Linked DNA regions of Homo sapiens: region 1 is linked to region 2. The links are chromatin contacts, found by Hi-C or POLR2A ChIA-PET in ENCODE. All regions are on one chromosome and are shown on one strand. Each heading gives the region's core, a stretch centred on a gene start or an enhancer-like site at or near the end of the contact. The rest is flanking DNA. Distances are from core to core; before and after follow the strand shown.

Region 1 (5,634 bases), core at 3,069-5,568, 81 kb after region 2:
CATGCGCCTGTAGTCCAGTTACTCAGGAGGCTGAGGCACAAAAATTGCTTGAACCCAGGAGGCAGAGGTTGCAGTGAGCCAAGATCATGCCACTGCACTCCAGCCCAGGTGACAGAGCAAGACTGTCTCAAAAAAAAAAAAACAAAAAAACCCAAAAAACAAAAAAAGAACCTCTCAAAGAACTTGTAACCTGCATCTCAGTGAGAGAGCCAGTATTTGGAATGCACCACCAACAGGATTATAATGGCACTGATTAAGTAAGTTCTTAGTTCTATCTTCTCTAATTCTTTCCCCTCTACCTTGACCCTGAAGAAAGCAGAGGTAGCAAAGGGAATGCATGGGTGTATTGATTATCTGTTGCTGCAACTTGCAACAATAAAGATTTGTTATCTCACACAGTTTTTGTGAATCAGAAATTTGAGAGTGGCTTAGGTGGGTGCTACAGGCTCAGGATCTCTTGTGACATGACAGTCTAGATTTGGCTGGGATACAGTCATCTGAAGGCTTGACTGGGGCTGGAGAATCTGCCTCCAAGGAGGCTCACTCATGTGCTTGGTGAGCTGATGCTGGCTACTTGCAGGAGGCTTCAGCTCTTTATCACATGCACATGGAACTCATCATAAGGCTGCCTGAGTATATCCCAGGTGTGTCTTCTGGTATGGCCAGAGCAAGTGATCCAGGAAACAGCAAGTTGGAAGCCAAAATATCTTTTATGACTTAGTCTTGAAAGACACATTCCTCATATAGGTCACTCTATCGTTATCCTTATATAGGTCTCTCTTTGTATAGACAATATCCTTTTATAGGTCAGCCATAGTTTATGTGGGAGAGGATTACAATTACGCAAGGGTGTGAATACTGAGACCTGTCTGTTACATGATTATTGCCTGGATAGGCAGTATGGAGAGTGAGGATGAGAAAGTCCTATGAGAATTGAGAACCAGCTAATGAAAGAAAGGACTATTCAGCAACCACAAGTTGGCAGCAAAGTAGGAAATTAAGAAGTTAATTGTCTAAGCCTAATGTAGATTATAACCTGCGGCTGGACAATTTCTTAGCCCTCAGCTTGTGCTAGGCCTGCTGGTTATACTTCCATTGGTATCTTGGTGCTCTTTTTCTCCAAGCCTTAGAGACACACAGACTCCAAGGAAACAGCCTTCATTATTTAACCTCTCCATCGAAAGAACAAAATGAAGACATTTGCCTTGCATTTGCATAATTACAGCAAATACATCAGCAAATCTATTTGTCTCCACCGTTGAAGTAAATGAAGTTGAAGTAGATGAAGATCCAATAGCTTTGCATCTCTTCTCCACTCCCACCCTTGATGTGCTACCATCTTCCTGCTAGGACTATAGGAACAGATCTGGCAGCTTGCCCTCTTGCTCCCAGAGTCTCATCTTCACACAAAGCCAGGGAGGTCCTTTTAAAACATACCCAGATCACCTCACTGCCCTGGTCAACCTCCCCAGTGGCTTTCCTTCTCACTTAGTAAAATCTAAACTTTAAAATACCATTCTCTAGCCAGAAAAAAAGGTATTCTTTCTTACCAAGCACCCCCACTATACAAGCCTCTGCTGAAATCTTTTAAGAGGCTAACTGTTTAAAAGAAAATAGTTTGTTAACACGCGGTTTTCTATTTTTTTACTAAAAAAAAAAAAAATTTTTTTTTTAAGAGCCAGGGGTCTGACTCTATTGCCCAGGCTGGACTTGGACTGCAGTGGTGCAATCAACATGTGGCTTATGGCAGGGTGTGGTGGCTCACGCCTGTAATCCCAGCACTTTGGGAGGCTGAGGTGGGTGGATCACCTGGGGTCAGGAGTTGAGACCAGCCTGGCCAACATGATGAAACCTGGTCTCTACAAAAATCCAAAAAATTAGCCGGGCATGATGGTGGGTGCCTGTAATCTCAGCTACTGGGGAAGCTGAGTTGGGAGAATCGCTTGAACCCGGGAGGCGGAGATTGTAGTGAGCTGAGATTGCACCATTGCACTCCAGCCTGGGCAACAAGAGTAAAACTCCATCTCAAAAATAAATAAATAAATAAAAGAAAAAAAGAAATGCAAAAACCTGAAAAGACACCTCAAAAGGCCAGTCTTAGGTTCTACAATAGTGATGTTATCTGCAAGAGTAATTGGGGAAGTTGCAAATCTTATGACCTCCGGAATAATGACTGGTAATTATTTAGAATTCAAGCCCCTCTCATTAACTTGGTAGCCTTTCATTAGTTTTACAAGAACAGTTTAGTTTTTGGTAAGGGCTAATGTTATTTAAACTGTAAACTAAATTTCTCTGGAAGTTAGCTTGACCCACGCCCAGGAATGAGCAAAGACAGCCAGCCTGTGAGGCTAGAAGCAAGATGGAGTCAGCCATGTCCGATTTCTCTCACTGTTGTAATTTTGGAAGGGCAGTTTCAAAGGGTCCTCAAGCTCTGAAAATATAACTCAAGTTGATTTAGAGCCAGTTGTTTTATAATGTTGTCAAGTTACAGGCTACCATGTAGAAAATTGGTAAGGTAAAGCATTCTTCTTTTCTGTTTACATCAAAGTTCTGCCTCCCTCCTATAAGGAAAGTTGTGATTCCATTTGGCCCACACCAATAATTCAGGATAATCTTCCTAACTCAAGATCTTTAACTCAATGGCATCTGCAACATCCCTTTGCACTATAAGGTGACACTCAGAGTTTCTGGGGATTAGTATGTAGACACTGTAGGGATGAAAAGGTATAACACATTTTCTTCACTCATTTCAAGGTCCTGTAGTGTTCTTTCTCTTGGCCAGTTCCCCTTTGGCCATTTCTTTTCCCCTCCCCCTTCATCTACTCCCTTCTACCCTCTTATCAACTTTACACTCTTGGCTCACTCTTTGTTCTCAAAATAAAAGCTCGCTTCCCTACTTTTCTTTCATAGTAGCCCTCAGGAAGAGCCTAAATCTTTAACATAAAAAATAAATTGACTTTTCTCCAGGGCAGGGAGAATTCAACCAATTTCTGTAATCCACCTAAAGAGAAAGCGAGGCTCCCTTTCCATCCTGGAAAACAGTCTTCTCCTCTTCTCCTTCCTTCCTCCACGTGGACTCAAAGATTCTGAAACGAAAAAACAAAGCAATGTTTTTCATACTTAAACAAACCAACCAACAGAACAAACTGAAGTGAATTGTAACTGCCCAACGGGTTCATCTTGTCTGCTTCCTAGACAGAGCTGATTTGTCAAGACAGGTGAATTGTGATACAGGAAAAGTAATTCACACAGAGCTGGCTGTGTGGGCGACTGAAGTTTTGTTATTATTCAAATCAATCTCCCTGACAATTTGAGGACAAAAGTTTCTTGTTTTCTTTTGTTTTTGAGACGGAGTTTCGCTCTTGTTGCCCAGGCTGAAGCGCAATGGCACAATCTCGACTCACTGCAACCTCTGCCTCCCAGGTTCAAGCGATTCTCCGGCCTCAGCCTCCTGAGTAGCTGGGATTACAGATGTGCGCCACCACGCCCGGCTAATTTTGTATTTTTAGTAGCGACGGGGTTTCTCCATGTTGGTCAGGCTGGTCTCAAACTCCCGACCTCAGGTGATCCGCCCGCTTCAGCCTCCCAAAGTGCCGGGATTACAGACATGAGCCACCGTACCCGGCCAAGGATAGGAGTTTTTAATGATAATTTGGTGGGTGGGTGGGTGGGGGGCAGTGAATCCGAGGTTCTGATTACTCAGATTGGAGATGAAATCATAGGAGTCGAAGCTGTCCTCTTGCACTGAGTCACTTCCTGGGAAGGGGCCACAAGACCAGATGAGTGGGATTATCTGTCTGGGTGGTGCCGGCTGATCCATCAAGTGCAGGAGCTGCAAAATATCTGAAGCACTGATCTTAGGTTTTACAGTAGTGATGCTATCCCCAGGAGCAATTTGGGTAGGTTTAGAATCTTGCAGCCTCCAGCTGCATGACTCCTAAATCATAATTTCTTATCTTGTGGCTAATTTGTTAGTTCTGCAAAGGCAGTCTTGTCCCCAGACAAGAAGGGAGTTTGTTTTGGGAAATGGCTGTTATCACTTTTGTTTCAAAGCTAAACCATAAACTAAATTATTCCCAAAGTTAGTTTGGCCTACCCCCAAGAATGGACAAGGACAGCTTGGAGGTTACGGACAGGATGGAGTCAGTTAGGTCAGATCTCTTTCACTGTAATCATTGTCTCAGTTAGAATGTTTTTCAAAGGCAGTTTCATAATCTTGCAAACTCAAGCAGGAGGAAGCATAATGAAAGAGTTTTTGATGACTTTTGAGTCATGTTAAACATGGTCATTTTGAGGGAAGAGAGAGGAAGGAACTGGTTAGGCAAATAGTTAGGACAAGTCCCGTGGTAGAAGTCCTTTTATCAAAAGAGCAACCTGGAAGAAATCAAGCTGTAAGTGCAGATAAGGAAGCAAGATCCAACACCTTTATCTCTTGTGCAACCAGCTAGCTCCAGTTATATACGATGGGTTCCTTGAGCACATTCCTTTCCTTTTTGGGCATACTCAGATAAGGGAACTTGCACAAGGGGGCTTTCCTAAGACAGGCCTGCAGCTGTATAGATAAAAATGTTACGTAGAACCAGACACGTCGGCGGTGGAAAATTCCATCTCCTGACACGTGTGCAGTAAGGGAAATGAAAGAATATGGAGTAACTCAGGCTTAGGACCCACATGCACACTAGAGGGGTGGGGTGGAACTAACAAGAATTCATGCCTTATCCAACTCGACACCCAGCCCTAACTAGTTTTTCGTACCCTATGCAGATGAAACACCCTGCCCAATTAACTTGTGTATTTTTAATTTAATTTAATTTATTTATTTATTTCGATATGGAGTCTTGCTCTGTCGCCCAGGCTGGAGTGCAGTGGTGCGATCTCGGCTCACTGCAAGCTCCACCTCCTGGGTTCACACCATTTTCCCGCCTCAGCCTTCCGGATAGCTGGGACTACAGGCACTTGCCACCATGCCCAGCTGATATATATATATATATATATTTGTATTTTTTAGTAGAGATGGGGTTTCATCGTGTTAGCCAGGATGGTCTCAATATCTTGATCTTGTGATCCACCCGCCTCAGTCTCCCAAAGTGCTGGGATTACAGGCATGAGCCACTGCACCCAGCCAACTTTTTTTTTTTTTTTAATTATTTTATTTGAGAGAGGGAGTCTTTCTCTGTCACCCAGGCTGGAGTGCAGTGGGGCAATCTCGGCTCACTGCAACCTCTGCCTCCCGGGTTCAAGTGATTTTCCTGCCTCAGCTTCCCAAATGCTGTGACTACAGGCATGCGCCACCATGCCCAGCTAACTTTTGTGTTTTTTAGTAGAGATGGGGTTTCACTGTATGTTGGCCAGACTGGTCTCAAACTCCTGGCCTCAGGTGATCCATCTGCCTCCACCTCCCAAAGTGCTGGGATTACAGGTGTGAGCCACAGTGCCTGGCCCCAATTAGCTTGTTTATAAAAGCATTTACATCCAGCTGTGAAACGACAACCCTCTTGGGCCACCTCTCTGCTGCAGAGAGCTTTCTTCTTTCACTTATTAAACTTTTGCTCCAACCTCACCCTTGGTGTCCATGCTCTTTAATTTTCATGGTCGTGAGACAAAGAATTCTGGGTAGTACATCAAGCAACAAGA
Region 2 (5,428 bases), core at 2,507-5,006:
TTCCTGTTTCAGTGGCCATTGCTCCACCCAAACCAGTTTGGCAGTTAGCCAAACAAGAGGAATGGGAGCCAGAGGCTCAATAATGGCCACTTCTAAAAATGACACCCCAATCCGGTCCGATCTGTTTGCCCTTTTAATTCTAAAGGTTCTGATTGGCCATTTTTATCTTTTCCTAGTCCTTTTCCTAGGCGATATCTCATACTTTTCATCATTTGTCTACTATTATTACTATATTGATCCATAGGAATAGATATTTCAGCATCCCATTGTTGCAATAAGTCTCTACCCCATAAATGGACAGGAATAGGTGTAATGATAGGCTGAATTGTCCCTTCCTGACCATCTGGCCCTCGACATGGTAAAATCAAAGAACTTTGAAAAACTTCCGAGGCAGCTCCTACTCCAGCAATACCAATGGATGCCTTTTGCTTAGGCCAGTGCTGGGGCCATTGATTTACAGCAATAATAGAGACATCAGCTCCAGTATCTACTAGTCCTTCAAAATCTTTTCCCTGAGTAGTTACTGTGCAAATAGGTCTTTTGTCAAACACTTGACTAACCCAACACACAGCCTTTCCTGCTGGATTAGTATTACCAAAGCCTGCTGTTCTTTTCACTGTGTTGCTTCCTAGTTTTATGTAAGGTAACAGCAACAACTGAGCAATTCTTTCTCCTGGGGAGGCAGACTACCGAGGGAACTAAAACTAATTGAATTTCTCTGGTATAATCAGAGTCAATTATTCCCACATGTACAGTAACACCTTTTAAATTTAGATTAGAACTTCCAAGTAATAGACCGACTGTTCCTGCGGGTAAGGGTCCCCTAACTCCCATGGGGACCTTCTGTGGCTCCCCAGGAAGTAAGAAGATTGGAATTGTGCTCTAGAGGTCTTTGGCAGCACTGCCTGCTGAGGTGGGGAACAATTGTTGTACATTTGTAAGGGCACTGGCTGTGCTGGGTATGCCTTGGTTTGTTGAGGGTCTCAAGGCAGGCCCCTCTTCCCATTTCCCAAAAGAGATTGTCCAACTTTGCTAAATTTAGAATGACACTGACTTGCCCAGTGATTGTCTTTCATACTCTGGGGACATACACCAGGACTTTTCTGTTGATTGACAGTCGTAGTTTTTGCCTTTTGATTTTCTTTTCTACATTCCTTTCTTGTGTGTCCAAATTGCCCACAATTAAAGCAAGAGCCTGAGAAGTGGGGTATATTATTTCCTACTCTTAATCCAGCCATGGCCTGAGCTAAAAGAGTAGCCTTATGTAAGTTACCTCCAATGACATCGCAAGCCTTAATATATTCAGCTAAATGAGCCTTCCCTCTCAGGGGTCTAATAGCAGTTTGACACTCTGCATTAGCATTATCGTACGCAAGAAGCTGTATTACAACATCCTGTACCCTTTTATCAGTTATGGCTTTATACACAGCCTCTTGGAGCCAAGCAATAAAATCAATATATGGTTCTTTACATCCTTGTTGGACAGAACTGAAAGAAGGATATTTTTCCCCTGTAACATTTATCCTTTCTCATGCACGCAAGCACACAAAGCGCAGCTGAACAATGGCAACATCCTCCATTACTGCTTGATTCTCTAATCGACCCCAGTTAGGGCCAACTCCCATTAACTGTTCAAAGGAAACAAGCACAGCTGGCTGTGCTTATGTGTTTTCCTTTGCCTGAGTTTGAGCTTCATCAGCCCACCAGGTTTTAAACTGCAAGTACTGAGATGCAGTGAGAACATATTTTGTCAAAGCATCCCAATCATATGGTATTAATCTATTATCAAGAGCCATATTTTTTAATAAAGTTTGCACAAAAGGAGAATTTGGCCCGTATTGACAAATGGCTTGCTTAAATTCCTTTAGTAACTTAAAAGGAAAAGCGGCCCAATTAGCTATATTCTGTCCTCCCTGCTAGATTATAGTAATGGGAAATTGCCGTGTTTCAAGGTCTCCCTCAGCTCTAGCTTTTTGAATAGAATTTTGTATAGCACCATCAATTGCTCCAGGTTTTAATGTTGCAACTACAAGAGCAGTAAGTTTTTCAGCTAATTTATTTTCTCACTCATTAAGGGGAGAGAGAGGAGGTGGTCGTTCACTTAATTCAGCAGGTGAAGCCAATGGGCTAGTAAAACATACTTTTTTTAGTCTTCCTTTCTTTTCTTTAATCTCCTCTGGTAGCTGTTCTTCACACTCAGAATCTGAAGTTAGTTTTTTACACTCGTCCTCCTCTTCCTCTTCCTCATCTGAATCTGCCTCATCATCTGTTTGAAATAGGTCAAGAGCTGCCTTTATTAGCCCCCACATTGACCAAATGGAAACTGCAATTTTTGCTCCATCTTTATATGCCTTTTTAAAATCTCTGCCAATTCTCTCCCATTCATTCAACTCCATGGTCCCTTGTTCCAGAAATCATGGGCAAAACTACTTCACTGCACTAAAGAGTGATAACAAATTCTGAGTAGTAACTTTCACTCCCCCCTTCATAATAAATGTCTTAAGAAATTTAAATAAGCAGAATGTCTGCTGTCACTTTGTCCCATTGTTACCCTGGTTCTTCCAAGTGCTCAGCTTTCCTGCTGAGCTTCTTTTAGACGTCTTCAGGTGTCCTTTGATGATGTGTCCTCCACTTTCACATGCTCTAGCCTTTCTTCACTGGGGCCTTCGTCACCCCACGTTGGGAAGCCAGGAATGTTGGGGTGATCAGACCCAACACTAGGTCGTGGGGGCAACAAAGTCTGGCGGAGTCAAAGGAATGAGAAAAAGTTTGAGAGAGAAAGTGGGACCAGGGGGCCATCGCGAGTGTGGAGGCTGCAAAGGCTCCGAGCTCTGGGAGCCCATGCTATTTATTGGTGCTCAAAAAAACAAACAGGTGGTGAGGATATGGGGGTTGAAAGGAAACAGTGTATCAAGTGAATGAGAAACATATGGCTACTTGAGATAATGGGAGTGCTAGAAGCAAGGAGCCAGCAAGTCTAGCAGACATGCAAGCCCTGCCTCAGCTTCTCTCCCAACAATTCAGTTTCAGCAGACATTGCATGGAGAAGAATCGAGAAACCAGTTGACAGTCAAAACTGGAGTCCTTGGCTGGGGATGGTGGCTTATGCCTGTAATCCTAGCACTTTGGGAGGCCAAGGCTGGCAGATCACCAGAGGTCAGGAGTTTGAGACCAGGCTTGCCAACATGGCAAAACCCCATATCTACTAAAAATACAAAAAATTAGCCAGGTGTTGTGGCCTGCACCTGGCTACTTGGGAGGCTGAGGCAGGAGAATCATTTGAACCTGAGAGGTGGAGGTTGTGGTGAACCGAGACCACACCATTGCACTCCAGCCTGGGTGACAGAGTGAGACTCAGTCTCAAAAAAAAAAAAACAAAAAAAACCCCACAAAACTGGAGCCCTAGACATATAACACCACCCTAGCTCTTCCTGGCCACTGAGCCATGTGAGGTACCAGTCATATGGAACAGAGGTTAGCTATTTCTACTTGATCTGCTTGCATTACTGATCTGCAAAGTCATGAACATAAAAAAATAAAAAGATGTTTCCTAATGCCACTAAGTTCTGAGTGGTTTGTTACACAGCAATAGATGACTGGAGCAGGGAGAACATTGGCTTATTTCAACTTATGCCATCCAGTGTTACAGAGGCTAATGAGTGTTCCCTGCACTCTATTGTTATACAGACATTTTAGGATAACAGCTTTCCTCAGACCTCTGGCATGAGTCCCTGGGCTGGGGGCCAAGAAAAATTGGCTAGAGAAGATATGAACAGCACACATCCTGCTTTATTCAAAATTGTTCATCTAGAAAATTATCCCAAACAATGGGGAATAAGAAAATATCTGGAGAGAATAAACAAGTCAGTCACAAAGAAATGGGAATTAGAATGTCCTCAGTCTTTTCAACAGTACTAATGGAAGCTTGAAGATAATACAATGCTTGCAAAATTTTGAGTGAAAATTATTTTCAACCTAGAATTCTATATATCCTCCAGACTATCAGTGAAGCATGAAGATAGAATAAAAACATTTTCAAAATAGAAAGATCAAGGAAAAAAGATATCTATCATGTAAATGTTTTAAGGAAAATGCTAAAAGGTGCTCTGAAGTACAAACAACAAAAAAGATATAGGCTGTGAGAAACAAGAGATTCAGTGCAGAAAAGTCACATGGAAGGTTTTTTTAAGACAGAGTCTCAGTCTGTCGCCTGGGCTGGAGTGCTGTGGTGTGATCCCAGCTCACTGCAACCTCTGCCTCCCGGGTTTAAATGATTGTCCTGCCTCAGCCTCCCGAGCAGCTGGGATTACAGGTGCCCGCCGCCATGCCCGGCTAATCTTTGTATTTTTACTAGAGATGGGGTTTCGCCATGTTGGCCAGGCTGGTCTCAAACTCCTGAACTCTGGTGATCTGCCTGCCTCAGCCTCCCAAAGTGTTGGGATTACAGGTGTGAGCCACTGTGACTGGCCTTTTTTTTCTTTTTTGAAAGTATACTTGAGAAACGGAAATCTTAAGATGGTGGCTGTGCAGCATATCTACAGTACACTCTTGATTTGAGGTACACCTTTAAAAAAAAACTGATAAACTTTCTGACATGTTTAATCATGGGGGGGAATATATTTAAAGTATGTCATAGAACTATTGGAAATTATAGGAAGACTTAAATATTCACAAAAATGCAGCAGATTAACTCCAGATAAAGTAGTAAATTATACAAGAAAGAAAATATAATCTTAATATATCTCTAACTCACAGGGAACAATATTTACATAGTCACAGTCACAATAAGGAAAAAATGAAATGAGGGTCAAAATTATAAAAAGTTAACTTGGCGGAGGAAAAAAATAATTGGAAGTGAGCAACATCTTTATTTACCATAATATGAAGTTATAGATATTGTTAAAAATAGATGACTCAAGATGTTATATGTACTTTATTTAGAAATATGAATATAAGTATTTGAAGAAAAATCAGTTGAGTTGAGAATGGCTTGTTCTGGGGAATGAGATGAGAGGAGGAAGGCAGTGGGGAAAAAGGAAATGTCTGTGGTGGAAGCCTTTTAGTGCTGTATGAATTTTTTAACTACTTACATGTAATACTTAAAAAAGTATAAAAAATATTTGGAGGCCAGGTGCAGTGGTTCACCCCTGTAATCACAGCACTTTGGAAGGTGCATTACCTGAAGTCAGGAGTTTGAGACCAGCCTGGCCAACATGGCGAAACCCTGTCTCTACTAAAAATACAAAAATTAGCCAGGCATGGTGGCATGCACCTGTAGTCCCAGCTTCTCGGGAGGCTGAGGCAGGAAAACTGCTTGAACCCAGGAGGTGAAGGTTGCAGTGAGCTGAGATGGCACCACTGCATGTCAGCCTGGGCCACAGAGTCAGCAAGTGTGTAGATACTAAAAGTAAAATTAGAGAATCTTAAA

Evidence for each region. Hi-C counts contacts between places; a loop is a spot of excess contacts on that map. ChIA-PET counts read pairs that join two places held with the same protein, here RNA polymerase II (POLR2A). Pooled maps may share reads with other maps.
Region 1: a map of endothelial cell of umbilical vein shows a loop between it and region 2 (14-fold over the local background). The contact joins two enhancer-like sites. A Hi-C loop is called at or near these places in 1 of 168 maps with a recorded cell type or tissue (endothelial cell of umbilical vein) and 1 of 50 pooled maps. POLR2A ChIA-PET finds 5 or more read pairs at or near these places in 2 of 52 experiments (HepG2 and K562).

The regions. Positions count from the first base shown.
Region 1 is chr7:138,256,580-138,262,213 of GRCh38, reverse strand. No RefSeq gene overlaps it. Among named protein-coding and RNA genes, the nearest start is that of MIR4468, 140 kb to the right of the region's middle. Within about 2 kb of position 4,318, at least 4 of the 41 ENCODE cell types and tissues checked have a DNase peak (open chromatin) inside an H3K27ac peak, as active enhancers do.
Region 2 is chr7:138,336,804-138,342,231 of GRCh38, reverse strand. No RefSeq gene overlaps it. Among named protein-coding and RNA genes, the nearest start is that of TRIM24, 120 kb to the left of the region's middle. Within about 2 kb of position 3,756, at least 2 of the 41 ENCODE cell types and tissues checked have a DNase peak (open chromatin) inside an H3K27ac peak, as active enhancers do.